Regions from separate parts of the Homo sapiens genome. Here region 2 is linked to region 1. Evidence: chromatin loops called from intact Hi-C (ENCODE). Cell type or tissue: IMR-90. All regions are shown on one strand. Each heading gives the region's core, and the rest is flanking DNA. Links, peaks and the distances in the headings are about the cores only.

Region 1 (2,909 bases), core at 172-2,671:
ATTATTAAGCATTACACATCTATTAAAAAGAATAAATGAGAGATGAATGTATTGGTTTCATTGATGTCCACGATCTGTTTTAAGAGAGAAAAAAAGGGCCCGTTGCAGTGGCTCACGCCTGTAATCCCAGCACTTTGGGAGGCCGAGGCAGGTGGATTAAGAGGTCAGGAGATCGAGACCATCCTGGCTAACACAGTGAAACCCTGTCTCTACTAAAAATACAAAAAATTAGCTGGGCATGGTGGTGGGCGCCTGTAGTCCCAGCTACTCAGGAGGCTGAGGCAGGAGAATGGCGTGAACCTGGGAGGCAGAGCTTGCAGTGAGCCCAGATTGCGCCACTGCACTCCAGCCTGGGCGACAGAGCAAGACTCTGTCTCAAAAAAATAATAAATAAATAAATAAATAAATAAATAAATAAATAAATAAGAGAGAAAAAAAGGAAGTTGTAGAGTGATGCATATGGATTGGACTTCTATTTGTAAATCAAATTAAAACTAAACTAAAATAGATGTATATTTTTATATATAAACATACAAATATAGACATATCTATTTACCTAAGTATCCATGTGTCTGCCCCTATCCATCCCCACTTGTCTATCTATGAATGCATCTAACCTATCTAGTGCTACCTAGGAGTCTAGAGAAATGTTTAAAACAGCGCTTTCTTCTGAAGAGTGTAATAGACAGCAGGGGAAAGATTAATTTTATTCTTTCTATACTTCTGCATTGTTTTAATTTTTAACACAAACATGAAGTTTTGTATTCAGATAGAAGAATTTTAATTAGTTTTTTATGGTGGGGTTTTAAAGCACTTTACTATGTAGCTTAAGTTTTAAAATACTCAAGAGGTTGATCAGAGATATTTTCCATTTGAGTATTTCTTATCTTATCCTATCCCATATGGTAAAAAGGAATTCTCTTATAACTGAGTATGCCATTGTAAGTCCTAATTACAGAAAGCCTGTAACTATTTGGAAATTTATAAAGTTAATTGTATGGTTTCTCAAAGCCAGTTATTATAAAGGGAAAGATGAAGAAAACATATCATCCAAATAAATTACTTGATATGTTCTAAAACAATGTGTATTAAAAATAATATTTACCTTCCATACTTCATCTCTTAGAGTTGAAAGATATACTCAGGGGCCAAATAGCAGAGATCCCTTATTTCAAAGTTCAGACAAATGAAGCCCAGAAAGTATCCACAATTTGCCCACAATCTACAATGAATTGATAAGAAAAATTAAGACAGCAGTTGAAAAACTAATGATTAGAAAACTAATATGGAAAACTCTAAAGAAAACGTGTTTCATCTACTTGTTACATACAGTAAACCACCCTAGAACTTAGTGGCTTAAAGCAATGGCGATTTATTACTTTTCATGATCCATGGGTCAGGAATTTGGGCTGAGCTTGCTATGTGGTTTCTTTCCACACAGCGTTGGCTAGGGATTTTCACTTGGCTGCATCTAGCTGAAAGCTACTTGTCTTAGTGCCCTTCCATGCTTCACATGATGAGCTTGGGTTTCCTTACAGCATGGTGATCTAAGGGTAGTCCAGCCTCCTTCCAAGAAGGAATGTTCCAAGAGGATGAGCACCAATGTCTTAAAGCCCTTCACAAGCTCTTCTTTTGCCATGTTTGCTAATGCCACACTGGTCAGAGCAAGTCATGGGGCAAGACAGATGACTGTCAAACACAGTTTATAAAAAAGAAGGCATAAATGGGTATAATTTTATGTTAGCCTTTAAGCAACAAGGAATCATAATTTAAAGGAACAAATGTGTCTACCCTGGATTTTTTTTTTTTTTTAGCATAGGAGTTGGCAAACATTGGCACTAGGTCCAGGAGACCAAAATGTCACTGTGGTCTACCAGTTGGTATAGGGGCTTATGAAGGTCAGGTGATCAATGGAGTTTTAGCTCAGATCTATCCCACAGTGGCTCCAGTGAGTCCCTGAACCCATGCTGTGATTATTTCCCCATTTCTGGGATGCATAATTTAAATAGACATTCTCAGAAACTGGCAGAATTTTCACATTCATTCCCTGGCCTGTGAAGTGAGGGCAAAAAAAGTAGTAGAAAAGGCCAAGGGAAAACCACTAGAACAATCTTTACCTAGGAAAATAATAGGTCAAAAGCAGCATCACATGCCTAGAAGGGTATCAGTGATAAATGCCAACAACAAGCACTTAAATTATATGGAAGTGGTAACTGCCATCCCATTTCCACTCAACTCACCTATTTGACCAGTGTAGAAAATTGATAAAACTGGGAGAAGCACAGTGGATTTTCATAAAGCTAAACTAGGTGGTGACTTCAGTCACAGCTACTGTACCAGGTGTGGTTTCATTGCTTGGGAAAATTAACACATTCCCTGGTACCTGGTATGCAACTATTGATCTGGCAAATGCTTTTATGCTCAATACCCATTTGTGAAGACTAGGTGAAGCAGTTTGCTTTCATCTGACAAAGCCAGCAACACACCTTTACTGTCCCACTTCAGGGGTGTATCAGCTCTCCTGCCATACATCATAATTTAATTGATGGAGAGTCAGATAGTCTTTTCCTTCCATAACGAGTTACACTGGTTATTTGCACTGATGATATTATGATGATTGGACCTAATGAGCAAGAAGTAACAACTACTCTATATTTATTGAGAAGACATTTACATGTCAGAATGTGGAAAATAAATCTGACCAGAATTGAAGTACCTCCACCGCAGTCAAATTTCTAGGGATCCAGTGGTGTAGGGCATGTTGAGATAGGTGAAGACACATTGCATCTGTCCTCTCTTACAACCAAAAAAAGAGATACAACACCTAGTAGGCCTCTTTGGATGTTGGAGAAAACATACTTGACACTTGGGTGCGTTATCATAGCCCATTTACCGAGAGACCCTAAAAG
Region 2 (2,909 bases), core at 321-2,820, 430 kb after region 1:
TGGGGACGCAGGGGTTCAGCAGGAAGGGCCGGAGGGGGCAGCCGGGCACCGCCGGGTCGCCGCAGTGGTAAGACCTGGTTGGGCTGGTTTGCGCTGGAGAACCAGTGCTAACTTCGCTTAACGGATGGGACACGGTCCTCCCTCGCAGTCGCCCGCTGAGACAAGTCCCTAGGGGCCTGACGCCGTCTTCCCCTCCCCGGAGAAGTGGGGGGCGGGGGGCTGCGCGAGGCTACTATGCGAGGTGTCGCCGTCCTGGGGCACCCTTCTCCCCGCGACCTGTGAGAAGCACCCCCAGGCACTCCATGACCCCTTCTTCCTAACCTTCGCCCCCAGGAGGGTGACAAAAAATCGGGGAAGGCAAGTTTCTCTCTTTTGAGTCTCCCTGCTATCCCCTCCGCGCCAGCCTGCGACAAGAGCGAGGACTGGGCTCTGAAACCGACCTGGATGCTGGCAATCGCAAGGTGACTCCGTTTATGGACTCTGGAGAACAAAGTGGCGTCTCACTTGCCCCGGGCATCCTCCAGTACTTGTCCCCTATCTACCCGCTCCCCAGCCCCAGAGAACTAGCCAGCAAGGAGCTGCGAGTGGCGGGACGAGAGCAGGGGAGGGAGAACTAGCGCAGCTGCCAGCGGACCCGCCCCTCCTTGGACAGAGGCCCTTCCCTGGCCAGTGCCCTCCCGGAGAGCTCAACCCCAGGATGTGCATGGGGGAGAGCTAGCGAGGGCTGCCCCAGGCACAGGACCCTGAGCTGACAGGTTCCTCCAGTGGAGGCAGGGGTGCGCGGCCCGGATGGGGAGAGGGGAAGACGAAGAGCGCATACTCACAGTCTCTCGGTGTTGCGGGGGATATTCCTGGGCACGCTGCGCAGCGCCAGCCCGTGACAGTCCACTGTGCTGCCCGAGCAAGAGCACTGCGCCGGGCACGCCTGCGGTGCCACCTTGTTCAGGATCGCCAGCACTAACCCCAGCGACAGGGACAGCATCTGCCAGCCAACGCCGCGCATCTTTCCCCGCCGCCTCCTTCCTCGCCGGCACTGGGGGCTTTCTTTAGCTTGCTGCTCCGAGGGAACCGCGCAGTGTCTGAGGCCCAGTGCCCGGCGGGGCTAGCAACCCAGAGTGCCAGGGAAAATGTGCACCAAATAATATGGAACAAGGCAGTAGAGCCCACTCAGGCACACGCCTCCCACCGCCCTCTCCACCCTCCTCTGGCAGAGCAGGAGCTCCTTGGGCAACTTTAGGTCCTGAGGATGAATCCGCCTGGCCAGGGCTGCAAGGAGACCCCAAGAGCAGCGGAGAGGAGATCACGCGTCTTCTGTCTCCCAAGGATGAACTTGGCGGTAAAAGAGCTGGGGCTTCCAACGGCTGCTAAGATGCAGGGGCCGGTTGTTGTGGGGAGGGCGGTCCTCTGATCCCACGCACGCTTCTGCAAATCCGATGCCAGTGGCGAAGGTACAAGACAGAAGAGGGGATCTCAATAGGTATTATGGCCCCGATCAAAGTGGGCTCCGGAAGCTAGAAGGCGCGGAAGCCCAGCGGGCCCGTAGCAGAGCGCGCGGGGCAACTGGGCATGGCGCGCGGGGGTGCACGGGGCGGACGCGCAGTTCTGGGGGCGCACGGCTCTGGACTCTGCTCACTCACGCGGCCTCTCCCTCGCCCTCGACTCCGCCGCAGCCTGGACCGGTCCTCGCGGTCTCCCGACAGCCAACGATGGTTTACAAACACACATGCACTTCGCTGAAGGATGTCTGGGCAATCCCGCCTCCCGCTCGGCGTCCTTGGCGACGCTCTGCACCAGGACCTGCCCCGAGGTCACGCAGAAAAGACAAAAGGGCAGTCGGGCCGCCGCAGCCGGGCAGAAATATCCACTAGTCAGCACTCCGGCGAGGAACTCCAAGAGGCCAAGTGGAGGATGAGAGCTGCTGCGAAGACTGAGTGGGGACTGACTGGGGGCGGACTTAAAAACCAGGCAGACCGGAAGGAGTGGAAAGGCAAAGGCCAAGGTTGGAGGTGTCAGCGTCCTGCTGGGGCGTACTGGAGAATGGCTCGGTGGCAGGTGGGCGGGTGGGATCCACTACTCCAGGCAGAGCCAGGCGGCAGCTGAATGGCAGTAGTGTGTGCGCGCGTGTCAACCCCGCTCGTCTCCCAGATAAGCCGCAGCTCCGCGGCAGACACCTGATGGCAAAGGTAGAAGAAACAAGAGCCGGGTTCCGGAGGGCGCAGAGCCACGGCCGGCCCCCGGCGGTCTCCCACTAGTGGTTCGTCCTTCTCAAAGTGCAGCAACTTTTCCCAGGCTTTGAATTCCGTCCCCCAAGGCCACAGTGGCGGTACCCCTGCCGGCGTGGCGACGCCGCCCGGCTCCTGGCGCTGCACCTGACGCGGCGGCCGCAGTCCCGGGTAGTCCTTCTCCTTCTAGCCCCTTCCCCTCTCCCGCTGCTTTCCTGGCCTCCCGCTCCAGGGAGCGAGGTCGGGGAGAGGGAGGGCGACGACTCAGAGCGGGGACTCGGTGGCTCTGCCGACTCCGGAGCCCCTGGCAAGTGTCTAAACAATAGGACGGACGCAGCAGCCCAAGTCTCGCTTGTCTGGAAGGAAGGTGGGTTGTTGTCGTAACTGGAGTTGTTCGCTGGGGCTGACTGGCGCTCAGCGTAGCCAAACAAAAACCCGGCCCGCGCCTCCGGAGCCGGCTGCGGGCCCCCGGCGCTCCCCTTTCTGCTCAGCACTCCCGCCGTGCCCAGAAAGCGCGGCAGCTTCGGCCTGCGCCTGGGCGCTTCGGCGCTCCCATGCCTCGCAGCTGCCTCCGCCTCCGCCGCCGCCGCCGCCGCCGCCTTCTTTTTTTTAACCACAGTCTGCGGCAGCCACCACCACCGCCGCCGCCAAGCTCCGCCGTCCGGGCGCTTCCCAAATAAATAACAC

Evidence for each region. Hi-C counts contacts between places; a loop is a spot of excess contacts. Peaks named below come from ENCODE experiments on the same cell type or tissue, not always from the same donor. Only the 100,000 strongest peaks of a DNase experiment are listed, where the experiment ranks them.
Region 2: a loop joins it to region 1, with 26 times the contacts of the local background. A loop is called at or near these places in 8 of 110 quality-filtered maps.

The regions. Positions count from the first base shown.
Region 1 is chr4:20,686,640-20,689,548 of GRCh38, reverse strand. No RefSeq gene overlaps it. Among named protein-coding and RNA genes, the nearest start is that of PACRGL, 12 kb to the left of the region's middle. In IMR-90, for the core only: no CTCF peak of the experiment used is centred there; a DNase peak (open chromatin) is centred at 1,438.
Region 2 is chr4:20,251,910-20,254,818 of GRCh38, reverse strand. SLIT2 (slit guidance ligand 2) reads right to left here. Exons shown (of 37, transcript NM_004787.4): 1 at 825-2,909. The coding sequence starts at 1,003. Among named protein-coding and RNA genes, the nearest start is that of SLIT2, 1.5 kb to the right of the region's middle. RefSeq lists enhancers at 201-999, 1,000-1,798. In IMR-90, for the core only: no CTCF peak of the experiment used is centred there; no DNase peak of the experiment used is centred there; H3K4me3 peaks cover 2,500 bases; H3K27me3 peaks cover 1,884 bases.